4 separate regions of the Homo sapiens genome follow, and all the other regions are linked to region 1. Evidence: chromatin contacts called from ENCODE Hi-C or POLR2A ChIA-PET data. All regions are on one chromosome and are shown on one strand. Each heading gives the region's core, a stretch centred on a gene start or an enhancer-like site at or near the end of the contact. The rest is flanking DNA. Distances are from core to core; before and after follow the strand shown. Region 1 holds the start of PMAIP1 (phorbol-12-myristate-13-acetate-induced protein 1). Region 2 holds the start of NARS1 (asparaginyl-tRNA synthetase 1). Region 3 holds the start of ZCCHC2 (zinc finger CCHC-type containing 2). Region 4 holds the start of PHLPP1 (PH domain and leucine rich repeat protein phosphatase 1).

What was found. Hi-C counts contacts between places; a loop is a spot of excess contacts on that map. ChIA-PET counts read pairs that join two places held with the same protein, here RNA polymerase II (POLR2A). Pooled maps may share reads with other maps.
Region 2: a loop to region 1 is called in a pooled map, with 6 times the contacts of the local background. The contact joins the promoter of NARS1 here to the promoter of PMAIP1 in region 1. A Hi-C loop is called at or near these places in 7 of 50 pooled maps. POLR2A ChIA-PET finds 5 or more read pairs at or near these places in 2 of 52 experiments (BJ and activated naive CD4-positive, alpha-beta T cell).
Region 3: a map of natural killer cell shows a loop between it and region 1 (5-fold over the local background). The contact joins the promoter of ZCCHC2 here to the promoter of PMAIP1 in region 1. A Hi-C loop is called at or near these places in 5 of 168 maps with a recorded cell type or tissue (B cell, CD4-positive, alpha-beta memory T cell, naive thymus-derived CD4-positive, alpha-beta T cell and 1 more), 4 of 37 single-sample maps with no recorded cell type and 14 of 50 pooled maps. POLR2A ChIA-PET finds 5 or more read pairs at or near these places in 2 of 52 experiments (CD4-positive, alpha-beta memory T cell and T-cell).
Region 4: a loop to region 1 is called in a map of CD8-positive, alpha-beta T cell, with 8 times the contacts of the local background. The contact joins the promoter of PHLPP1 here to the promoter of PMAIP1 in region 1. A Hi-C loop is called at or near these places in 3 of 168 maps with a recorded cell type or tissue (CD4-positive, alpha-beta memory T cell, CD8-positive, alpha-beta T cell and naive thymus-derived CD4-positive, alpha-beta T cell) and 8 of 50 pooled maps. POLR2A ChIA-PET finds 5 or more read pairs at or near these places in 1 of 52 experiments (CD4-positive, alpha-beta memory T cell).

The regions. Positions count from the first base shown.
Region 1 is chr18:59,898,608-59,901,345 of GRCh38, forward strand. It overlaps PMAIP1 (phorbol-12-myristate-13-acetate-induced protein 1), which reads left to right and starts at 1,389. Exons shown (of 2, transcript NM_021127.3): 1 at 1,389-1,628. The coding sequence starts at 1,571. RefSeq lists an enhancer at 478-1,229 and silencers at 986-1,395, 1,546-1,755.
Region 2 is chr18:57,620,361-57,623,369 of GRCh38, forward strand. NARS1 (asparaginyl-tRNA synthetase 1) reads right to left here and starts at 1,476. Exons shown (of 14, transcript NM_004539.4): 1 at 1,348-1,476; 2 at 209-291. The coding sequence starts at 1,357. RefSeq lists enhancers at 1,325-2,029, 1,410-1,749.
Region 3 is chr18:62,521,524-62,524,278 of GRCh38, forward strand. ZCCHC2 (zinc finger CCHC-type containing 2) reads left to right here and starts at 1,502. Exons shown (of 14, transcript NM_017742.6): 1 at 1,502-2,755. The coding sequence starts at 1,902. RefSeq lists silencers at 756-865, 1,096-1,365, 1,396-1,895 and an enhancer at 2,211-2,755.
Region 4 is chr18:62,714,178-62,717,121 of GRCh38, forward strand. PHLPP1 (PH domain and leucine rich repeat protein phosphatase 1) reads left to right here and starts at 1,364. Exons shown (of 17, transcript NM_194449.4): 1 at 1,364-2,944. The coding sequence starts at 1,507. RefSeq lists enhancers at 568-627, 718-827, 1,785-2,747 and silencers at 1,098-1,387, 1,738-1,967, 2,178-2,317, 2,628-2,727, 2,828-2,944.

The DNA of each region.
Region 1 (2,738 bases), core at 139-2,638:
CACGCTTTTTTTTTCTTTTTCTTTTTTGAGACAGAGTCTTATTCCGTCACCCAGGCTGGAATGCAGTGGCGCGATCTCGGCTCACTGCAACCTCCGCCTCCCAGGTTCAAGCGATTCTCGTGCCTCAGCCGCCCAAGCAACTGGGACGACAGGCGTGCACCACCAAGGCCGGCTAATCTTTTGTATTTCAGTAGAGACGGGGTTTCACCATATTGGCAAGGCTGGTCTCGAACTCCTGGCCTCAAACGAACCACCCGCCTCGGCCTCCCAAAGAGCTGGGATTACAGGCGTGAGCCACCGCGTTCGGCGAAAACACACATTTTCTAAGAAACTGATTGCTGGGAAGGCTACAGTGGGTAAGAGCTCTTGCTCTCTGTGGGCCTGCCTGGTTCGGAATCAGGGCAGTGCTCTCTGCCTAAGTGAACTTGGGCAATTTTCTACAAACCTCAGTTTCTGCACCCGTAAAGTAGCAACGGTTGTTCTGAGGACGGAATGAGAAAATGCATGTCAAAGTCCTTAGCATGAAGCGGCTCTCAGTAACCGTTAACCACTCCTAATTACTCCTCTTCATAATAGTAGAATTACTCATGGCCTCGCCAAACATTATGCAAATAATTTCACGTTCCCAGGTAGCTCAGCCCTCCCACAAAAGATTTGAACGTTTTCCATATGATAACGATCCACTCGTTTTTGCTAAACATCCACAATGGGCGATATCGACCTATCTGGAAGGACACACACAAATCCCTTCCCAACTCAAACACGATGTTCTTTCTGGCTGGCACCAGGGCTTCTGTTTGCAGTGACTTCCTGGGACCCGGAGCTTTCTCACAGGGCCTCTGGCATCTCCTCTGCGGTGATTAAGGTTCTTCTCATTTCCCTTCCCTGTTACTGCCCATACTCTTCAAGTTCGAAAAGTTTCCTTTTCCAATCTCTTTTCTGGGCTTGTTTACCCAAGTCTCTAATTGCCAAGGCCTCTGGTCTCTCCCCACCCACAACGTTCCTCCTGGTTAAACCCTTCCCCTCCCGCCACTCCCAGCTCCCGCCACTCCCAGCTCCCGCCACCACTGCCGCTGACGACGTCCAGCGTTTGCAGATGGTCAAAGCCGACCCCCTTCTCCTCCCACCTCGTTTTGTAAGGAAGTAATTTCGGGGCCGAGCGCTCTGCGCCCCCCGCCGCGGGTCGGCGCCGCCGCGGGTCGGGAGCGTGTCCGGGCAGGTCGCGCTCAGCGGGGTACTTCCCCGCCCGCGTCCCGCGTCCGCTCCCATAACGCCGTCTGCGGGGCGGGGACAGGGGCGGGGACAGGGGCGGGCCGGGCGTCTAGTTTCCCTACGTCACCAGGGAAGTTCTCACTGGACAAAAGCGTGGTCTCTGGCGCGGGGATCTCAGAGTTTCCCGGGCACTCACCGTGTGTAGTTGGCATCTCCGCGCGTCCGGACACCCGATCCCAGCATCCCTGCCTGCAGGACTGTTCGTGTTCAGCTCGCGTCCTGCAGCTGTCCGAGGTGCTCCAGTTGGAGGCTGAGGTTCCCGGGCTCTGTAGCTGAGTGGGCGGCGGCACCGGCGGAGATGCCTGGGAAGAAGGCGCGCAAGAACGCTCAACCGAGCCCCGCGCGGGCTCCAGCAGGTACCGACCCGCTGGGGCCAGCGAAGACCCAGGCCGGGCGGGGTCGGGGCCGGGGTCGAGGTCTCGGCTGGGGCGGGCTCAGCTCGCCGGGGCTCAAGCACAGACTGCACGGGGGTCAAGGTCGGGCCAGGTCTGTGCCCTGGCGCGAGCCTTAGGGGCGCCTCCAGAAAGTTCTTCGGGGTTTTTCCCCAGGACCGGCGGGTACGGCGGGTACGGCGAGGGACCAAGCCGGATTTGCGATTGGGATGCAGCTGCGTTTCACCAGGGGCAAAAAGCTCCTTTCCTCCTCTCTTTCCTCCTCGCCACTTGCCCTTCCCCGGGGCCACGAGGAACAAGTGCAAGTGTAGGCGGCTGTCTCTAGGAGAAAGTCATTGTCGCGGCAGAAGGGGCAGGAGAGAGCCCCGGGGACCGCCTGGACTCCCAGCGCTTCCAGAGACGGCCCCACAAGGGCCCCTGTGTTCAGGAGCCTAGAAAATCTTGTAACATTTAAATAATCGATATTGTGGGAGGTGGGGATAGGAGAATAGGAGTTAGTCCGCTCCTTTTTTTCATTCATTCATTCGCACTCCCCACCCCGATACATACAGCTCCATCGTAAGTTTTCAGGCCAGCGCCCCGGCCCCATGCTTTTTCTAAATCTAAACAGAGAACCCAGTCACTGCCCAGAGCCCGAAGTCTGTGTGGGCCATACTGCTGTTGCATCAGACGATTATACGCCCCCCCCACCTTTTAAGTTACTTTCATTTTATAGAGCTCCTGGGGCGTGCGAAGGAAGTGGTGCATTGCAAATGTGACCATGCCTAAGTTGGTAACAGGCTGCTGTCTCTGGCGCTTGTGTGGGATGGAAAAAGCTTTGTCTACCTTTTGTGATGTCTTAGGATTCTGACCTTGTTTCTTTCTGAAGGATCTTACTTATGCATAGCACTTTCTGGTCCGACTTAATTCCCAAGAACAGGAAGCAGCACAAAGTCCCTCTTAAACTTGATTTGATTGATACTAATACATTTATAGGTGTGTAATGCAATTTTTAAAAAATTAAGGAAATGACCGGGAAGTATTTTCTGCCTTGTTTTCTACATTTTTGGTGAAAGGGATAACTTTTCCACTTAG
Region 2 (3,009 bases), core at 226-2,725, 2.3 Mb before region 1:
CTTTTTTCAAAATGTTAAAAAGTAAGTTTAGACTTTGATCATCTAACAATCTTAAAGTCACATATCTGTATGCATTCCTTACTTTCCCTTTTCTGAAAATTCTCTTTGGAACCTAGTGTTTGAAATTAAGTTCTTGGCAAGTCACAAGAAAATTGACATAACTCATTAATAAATGCAGTCTCATTTTCCTAATGAGAAGAGACTCTACCTTTAGACCTGTTTTAAATGGTTTCTCCTTGGTTCCATCTCCCGTGGCATCGCTTCCCTCTCGGTCAGAGACGTACAGCTCTGCTGTTTGACAAAATGAGGGTAAGTTATGGTCTGGCCATTAACTATTAGTCACCTTACTACTTTATTCATTCCTTATCTTTGTAAACAGAACAAGCATCGATTAATAAAAATTGAGGTCCATAAGTAATTAATATCCTAGTTATTTCCCCACTCCATTTCAATAACATCCATCTCATAAAAACATTAGTTAATAATCCAGGTTTTCAAAATGAACTCTGATCATTTTAATTTGTGATATTTATTCTATCTAATTGGGCACCCAAAAATAAAATATGGGCTTTGAAGTTGATCAGACATACGCTGGAATGTTGGATTTTGTACCTTAAAAGGCAGGGTGACTCTGGAGAATTTACTTAACCTTTCTGAGCTTATTTCTTTACCTATAAAATAGGAAAAACAATCCCCATCTTGAAAGGCTGTGCTGAGGATGAAATAAAATAACACATACAAATCAGATATCCCAGTGCCAGTTTTTGTAGAGATGGCAAATAAACACCAGCTCCCTCTGGACTTTAAAGGAAACAGAAGCTCTGAGGTTAGAAAATTTCAGAAGGCCTCACAACTAGTAGGTCTGAACAGTTAACATCCATCCAGGTCTCTCTCTTTTTTTTTTTTTTTTTCCTACTGCACAGTATGGTCTCCCCGGAAACCTCAATAAAAAAATGAGGGTGGGAGAAAAACAACTAGAATCCTAAAGCCCCTTCCTGACGATCACTTTGAAGAACTGCAGGAGTAGGGGCTACCCTGTGTCTGAACCCGTCCCAGCGCCTGAGTCTCAGCGCAATCGGGAGGTTTCGCAGCGGGGCAGGGGAAGGGCCCGGAGCCACCGCCATCGCAGCCCGGGGGAACGACGGACTCGGGGAAGCCCGGCCTGGCCCTTCAAGTCCCGGGCCCAGCAAAGGCCAGCACCCTCCCTCCCTCCCTCCCTGCAATCGGTCCCCAAACATTCGCGGGGCGCCCACTCTGGTAGGCACTAAGGAAAGCGCCGAAACCCGACTGGAGCAGAGTTCCTGCCCCAGGCAGGGAACACCGCGCCATACACTGAGTCTCACCCACCTAGCACCATGCCTGCAGTGGCCCTGGTCACCTCCAAGGACACAGACTGCAACACCGACGCCGTCTTATGACTCCAACGTGCACCGGCGGTTTCCGCGATTCCGGCGTTGCATCAGAGAGCGTAGATCTGAGGGCGCCTGCGAGAATCGGCCGAGCGCCGCGGTTCCATTGGTTACGAGAGGTGGGCGAGCGGCGCCGGGGCCGCCATCTTTGGTGAGGGCAGAGGCAACTTCCGGATCCAGAGACGCCCCGCCCCACGCGTTTGTGCAGCTCGGAAGGCGCTGCCTGTCCCGGAGCTCCGCGGCCCTGGAGACCCTGGCACAGTGTCACTTTTGCACCCTTCCTTCCCCGCCTCCCCAACTTTCCTTTCTGAATCTTCCAATTCCGCCCCAGCTGGAGGCGTGCGGGTCCTCTTGCAAACCAGACCAAGGATGTCGCCCCGATCCCCAGATGGTGGAGGCTGGTTGAGTTCATGTCACCAGCAAACACCGCGCCAGCTGCGAGACGGGGTGCGCGGCGGTGGAGGGGACGCAGCGGGTTGCGTAAACTTCCTTTTTTTTTTTTTTTTTTTTGAGACGGAGTCTCGCTCTGTCACCCAGGCTGGAGTGCAGTGGCGCGATCTCGGCTCACCGCACCCTCCACCTCCCGGGTTCAAGCGATTCTTCTGCCTCAGCCTCCCGAGTAGCTGGGATTACAGGCCTGTGCCACCATGCCCAGCTAATTTTTGTATTTTTAGTAAAGACGGGGTTTCACCATCTTAGTCAAGCTGGTCTCGAACTCCTGACCTTGTGATCCGCCCACCTCGGCCTCCCAAAGTGCTGGGATTACAGGCGTGAGCCATCGCGCCCGGCCAGATGCGTTAACTTTCTAAACTCCGTGAGCCAGCGTCCCTCGGTGTTCAGGAGAGGAGCTATGGTATATGTTCATTTAAAATTGTAAGGATTACCGTTAGGAAGGCCATAATAATGTGGTGGAAAGAACGAGGGCTTCGGAATACAAACCTGGGTTCTGCCTTTTACTAACCGTGTGTCTTCAGATAAATTACCTAAACTGAATGAGCTTCATTCAGCGAGTTGGGACCGATTGCAGGGAGGGAGGGAGGGTCCTGGCCCTTGCTGGGCCCGGGACTTGAAGGGCCAGGCCGGGCTTCCCCGAGTCCGTTGTTCCCCGGGCTGCGATGGCGGTGGCTCCGGCCCCTGCCCCTGCCCCGCTGCGAAACATCCCGATTGCGCCGAGAGTCAGGCGCTGAGAGGGGTTTATCTGTGTCTTCAGATAAATTACCTAATCTGAATGAGCTTCAGTTTTTCTATTTGTGAAAGATGATATAAATTCACTGCCCGGGCATGTAAGAGGTGCTAATAAAGGGTCTGTCATCATTTTCAACTTTTTTTTACTTTTTTGGTGGGCTTTTTTTTTTTTTGGAGACTGGGTCTTCTCTGTTGCTCAGGCTGGAGTGCAGTGGTGCTATCATAGCTCACGGCAGCCTCGAACTCCTGGGCTCAAGTGAGCCTCCCACTTAAGCCTCCCAAGTAGCTGGGACTATAGGTGCACGCCACCACGCCTGGCTTATTTTATTTTTATTTTTGTGGAGATGGGGGAGGGGTCTCCCTGTGTCGCCCAGGCTGGTCTCCAACTTCTGGGATCAAGTGATCCTCCTGCCTC
Region 3 (2,755 bases), core at 252-2,751, 2.6 Mb after region 1:
CCAGGGTAGTTGAGGGTGACAGCAAAAAAGGGCAATGACGTATAAGTCCTCATAATAAAGTTTTCTTGGCTGTAAATTACATCTAAAGACTGTAAAGAACTAGCAAATTACAAGAAAGAGTGACTTTTATATATTTTGCCAACCTCAAATGTGCTGAAAACAGTTCTCCCTCTCACCCTTTCATCCCCGAAACTGATTCAGGCTTCAGTTCACCCTTTTACTGAACTGTGAATGAGCCTCTTAGGACATAAACTTGTGAGGTGAACAGAGTTCAGCATATGCTCTCCCAACAGATGTTCCAGCACCACCGCAAAGAGTTACAATGTGATTCTTATCTTTCTGCATACTCCTACTACATAGCTGTAGTAGGACTTCTAAATTTAAAGTCTTAAGATTTTTTTTAACCCACCTTTTAATTAACCCTCAAAAGATCCAGCTGAGTTTTAAAAATTTGGACTATGTTGCTAAAAAAAAAAAAAAAAAAAAAAAAAAGTAACAGTGCGAGTGTAAACATCTTGGAAGCCTAAATCTGAAAAACGTAACAAAACTTTTTTTTTTTAAGTTTAAAGCCTGTCAAGTTGGTAGCTTATTAAATTCCTCCAGTCACATGAAATTCACAGCAGAACAAGGATTCAAAATGGGTTAGGCACCGAAATGTCATTTAGCAAATCAATGATTCCCAAAAGATAGAGGTTTAGGGGCGGGGAAGGGAGAGGCTTTTCCTAAACTATCCAGGAAATAATTTTCACAGAGCGTTACAGACTAGGAGCGTCCCCAGCAGCGCTCACCCTCGGCCGGCCGGGTCCCGCTGCGCACCTCCCGGCCGCGCGTCCCCACCTGCGCACGGTGCCTCCAGCCTGGGCGTGGGCGCGGCCCGGGATCGCGGCGCCGGGGCCGCAAACCGGGGCCGCAAACCAGCGCCGCCACCCGCGTCCGGACCCAGTCCCCTGTGAGCGACACCTGGCAAAGTTTCACAAGGTGGGAGACAGCCCACCGCCGGCTTTCAGGAAGTGCACTGGGCGGTGAGGACTCGAACGAGCTCGTCCCGGGGCTGGCGCACTCACTTCGGAGAAACCCCTGCTCCCGGGACGCGTTCACTCCGGCCGCGCAGGCAGCCCGGGCACCACTGGCGGAGGCGGGGCGGCAGCTGGCAAGCAGAGGAGAATCAGGAGTCCAAAGCCGGGCCAGGGCCCTCAGGAAAGGTGAGAGCGGCCGCGTCCCTCCGCTCACGTGGGCCTCGCACGCTCCTCACCGCTCCCGGGCTACCCTCACGCCGCCCCACGGCCCCAGCCCGCGTCCTCCTCCTGCCGAGCACCAGCCTTTAGGACCGCACGGAAGCCGCCGAGAGGGAGGCGGCCGGCCAGCAGTTGGGCGTGGCTTCCTGGAGAAAGGCGGCCCCCCAGGGGGCGGGGAGAGCGACGTCACCGTCGATTCGCGGTGCTGATTGGCGGAGGTGAGGTGCGCGGAGCCCGCAAGCTTCTCCGCCCGGCCCGGCTGCTCCACCTCCTCACCCAGCCGCTCCGTCCTCACCGGCTCGCGAGGGAACAGCTCAGGCACCGCCGCCCCGGCTCAGCGCGGACGGCGGAGAGAGGGAGGCGGAAGGAGGACACCCTCGCTCGCTTGCTCCCACCCGCACCCGGGCTCCCAGAACCGGCGAGGAGCCCAGGGGGAGGAGCCGTCGCGGGCACGCCCCGCCCCCAGCCCGGGAAGACGACGCCAGCGACCCCGCCGGCCGGCCACCGCCCCCCTCGCCGGCCGAGACCCGCCCCCGGCCCCGGCCCTCCCCCGGCGGCATGGAGGGGCCCCGCTCCTGACGGCCGCGCCGCCGCCTCGGCCCGTGCTCCACCTCGCGGCCCCTCCCGCCCGCCCCCGCTCGCATGTCTGCGCCGCCCTAGCCGAGGATGCTGAGGATGAAGCTGCCGCTGAAGCCAACGCACCCCGCGGAGCCGCCGCCCGAGGCGGAGGAGCCCGAGGCGGACGCGCGGCCGGGCGCGAAGGCGCCTTCGCGCCGCCGCCGCGACTGCCGCCCCCCGCCGCCGCCGCCGCCGCCCGCGGGCCCGTCGCGGGGCCCTCTGCCGCCGCCGCCGCCGCCCCGGGGACTCGGGCCGCCTGTTGCTGGTGGAGCGGCGGCGGGGGCGGGTATGCCGGGCGGCGGCGGGGGGCCCTCGGCGGCGCTGCGCGAGCAGGAGCGGGTATACGAGTGGTTCGGGCTGGTGCTGGGCTCGGCGCAGCGCCTGGAGTTCATGTGCGGGCTGCTGGACCTGTGCAACCCGCTGGAGCTGCGCTTCCTTGGCTCGTGCCTGGAGGACCTGGCGCGCAAGGACTACCACTACCTGCGCGACTCGGAGGCCAAGGCCAACGGCCTCTCGGACCCGGGGCCGCTGGCCGACTTCCGAGAGCCCGCGGTGCGCTCGCGCCTCATCGTCTACCTGGCGCTGCTGGGCTCGGAGAACCGGGAGGCCGCTGGCCGTCTGCACCGCCTGCTACCCCAGGTGGACTCGGTGCTCAAAAGCCTGCGCGCGGCCCGGGGCGAGGGCTCGCGGGGCGGCGCGGAGGACGAGCGCGGCGAGGACGGCGACGGCGAGCAGGACGCCGAGAAGGACGGCTCAGGCCCGGAAGGCGGCATTGTGGAGCCCCGGGTCGGCGGCGGGCTTGGCTCCAGGGCCCAGGAGGAACTGCTGCTGCTCTTCACCATGGCCTCGCTGCACCCGGCTTTCTCCTTCCACCAGCGGGTCACCCTGAGGGAACACTTGGA
Region 4 (2,944 bases), core at 114-2,613, 2.8 Mb after region 1:
ACAGACCCACTCTGTGGCCAAAAAAAAAAAAAAAAAAAAGAAAAAAAGAAAAAAGAAAGAAAAAAAGAAAAGAAAAATCCCGAATTACAAAGCAATTGGGGGAATGGTAATTCAATTAAAAAGGTGTACAACATTCTTTTAAATAGTAAACTGCCCAATGATTACAACATTGATTCAACTGACGAAAAATACAACTTTTCAGACCACGACTAAACATTGTGGCAGTAGAAACTATTTTTTTTTTCCCTGAATGATGAAAGAAAAAAACCAGAGAAGACGTTAAGACAGAACACGTGGAAAAAGCCCATCTCATACTCCATTCTAATGTTTCTTCTACTTACCAGTGCTTTCTGTGTCATTAAACTACTTCAGACTTCAAGAGCAATGGGAAACAATGAAACCTCAGTCCTTTGCTATTTTCCTTTTCAGGTACAGGAGAGGGAGAGGACAGACTTAGGGTTGTGCCTTCGAACAAGCACATTCAACGACAGCCTCAGTTAGAATTCCCAGACGCTGCCTGTCTTCCTGGGTCTTGAAAAAGTGGGGAAAAAGTGAGGTTGGCCCACTCAGACTGCCAGTGATGCTGTGGTGTGACGGGTGTGTATCTCTATCTCATACAATGGGCGCAGGTGAGGACCAGGACCTGCGACCTTCGTACGTTTACAGTCCCTGAAAGCCCTCACCTTTAATTAGTAGGGAAAATAAAAGTCATCTGGCAAGCTGGAGTGCGGGTAAAATACAAGTTAATGAACATGAGCATTCGTGTTCATTAAGAACTCTGGCACAGAGTTCAACGGCAGAGGGCACAATACTCACTGGCCACGGCCAGCTGCTGGCGGCCAGGAGAAGCAGAACCAAAGGACCGCTGGGACTTGTAGTCCACCATGTTTCCCTCGGGATTGCCGATCCCCTTACGAGAACCACAACTCCCAAGGTTTACCGCGCGCGTCGGTCTTCACTGCCCTCTCCGAGGCCGGCTCAGGAACCTCCCGGGAAACTGCCCCCCACCCCGCCCTCGTACGCACGCGTCACGTTTGTTTACCCTGAAGCTCCGCCTCCGGCCATCCCCTGGCTCTCCCCACTCCTCCCTGGAATGCCGTCATGCCGGCGATGAATATTTATGAGGCACACGCGGCCCTCCCGCCCTGCCAGCCTCCCGCCTTCCCGCTCCCGGCGCATGATTAATATTCAATGAGCCCAGATCCGCGGCTGGTTCGCCGGGTTGAGGCGGGGGTAGCGGGCGGGGCCGGCGCTGGGGAGCCCGCGACCCGGGCGGGGAGGGCGTGTGTCGGGGGGGCGGTGGCGGCGAGGCGGGCGCGCGGGATGGAACACTGAGACACCGACGGAATGCTCCGAATCGCCACATAATCCCCTGGAACGGCCGCGCACAACGCCATTGGCTTCTCCCTTCTCCGCGCGCCGCCGCCGTCTCCCACCTCCGCCTCATCGCCTCCCTCTCCGCCCGCTGCCTCCGGAGCTGGGGGGGAAACGCGAAGCCCCACTGCAATGGAGCCCGCCGCCGCGGCCACGGTACAGCGACTCCCCGAGCTCGGCAGGGAGGACCGAGCTTCGGCTCCGGCGGCCGCCGCTGCGGCAGCAGCAGCAGCAGCGGCGGCCGCGGCGGCTCTGGCGGCGGCGGCCGGGGGCGGCCGGAGTCCGGAGCCCGCGCTGACCCCGGCGGCCCCGAGCGGCGGGAACGGCAGCGGCAGCGGGGCGCGGGAAGAGGCCCCAGGCGAGGCGCCGCCGGGGCCGCTGCCGGGCAGAGCGGGGGGTGCCGGGCGCAGGAGGCGGCGCGGGGCGCCCCAGCCCATTGCCGGCGGGGCTGCCCCCGTACCCGGGGCCGGCGGCGGCGCCAACTCCCTCCTGCTGAGGAGAGGGCGGCTGAAGAGGAATCTGTCCGCGGCCGCCGCGGCCGCCTCCTCGTCGTCGTCGTCCTCGGCCGCTGCTGCCTCGCACTCCCCCGGCGCTGCCGGCCTCCCCGCCTCCTGCTCGGCCTCGGCGTCGCTGTGCACCCGGAGCCTGGACAGGAAGACGCTGCTTCTGAAGCACCGGCAGACGCTGCAGCTGCAGCCGTCGGACCGGGACTGGGTGAGGCACCAGCTCCAGCGCGGCTGCGTGCACGTCTTCGACCGCCACATGGCCTCGACCTACCTGCGCCCGGTGCTCTGCACACTGGACACCACGGCCGGCGAGGTGGCCGCCCGCCTGCTGCAGCTGGGCCACAAAGGCGGCGGCGTGGTGAAGGTGCTGGGCCAGGGGCCCGGAGCCGCCGCCGCCCGGGAGCCCGCTGAACCGCCCCCCGAGGCCGGCCCCCGGCTGGCGCCCCCGGAGCCGCGGGACTCGGAGGTACCGCCCGCGAGGAGCGCGCCGGGTGCCTTCGGGGGGCCTCCGCGCGCGCCCCCCGCCGACCTACCCCTGCCCGTCGGCGGCCCGGGCGGGTGGTCGCGCCGCGCCAGCCCAGCGCCCTCGGACTCCAGCCCCGGCGAGCCGTTCGTTGGGGGCCCTGTCTCTTCGCCCCGCGCCCCACGGCCTGTGGTCTCCGACACCGAGAGCTTCAGTCTGAGTCCCAGCGCCGAGAGCGTGTCTGACCGGTTGGACCCCTACAGCAGCGGCGGCGGCTCCTCGTCGTCGTCGGAAGAGCTCGAGGCCGACGCAGCCTCGGCCCCGACGGGGGTCCCGGGCCAGCCCCGCCGTCCCGGCCACCCCGCGCAGCCCCTCCCGCTTCCCCAGACGGCTTCCTCGCCTCAGCCGCAGCAGAAAGCCCCGAGGGCCATTGACAGCCCGGGCGGGGCCGTCCGCGAGGGGTCGTGCGAGGAGAAGGCAGCGGCAGCCGTGGCCCCGGGAGGCCTCCAGTCTACCCCCGGGAGGAGCGGGGTGACCGCGGAGAAGGCGCCTCCGCCGCCCCCGCCGCCCACCCTGTACGTGCAGCTCCACGGAGAGACCA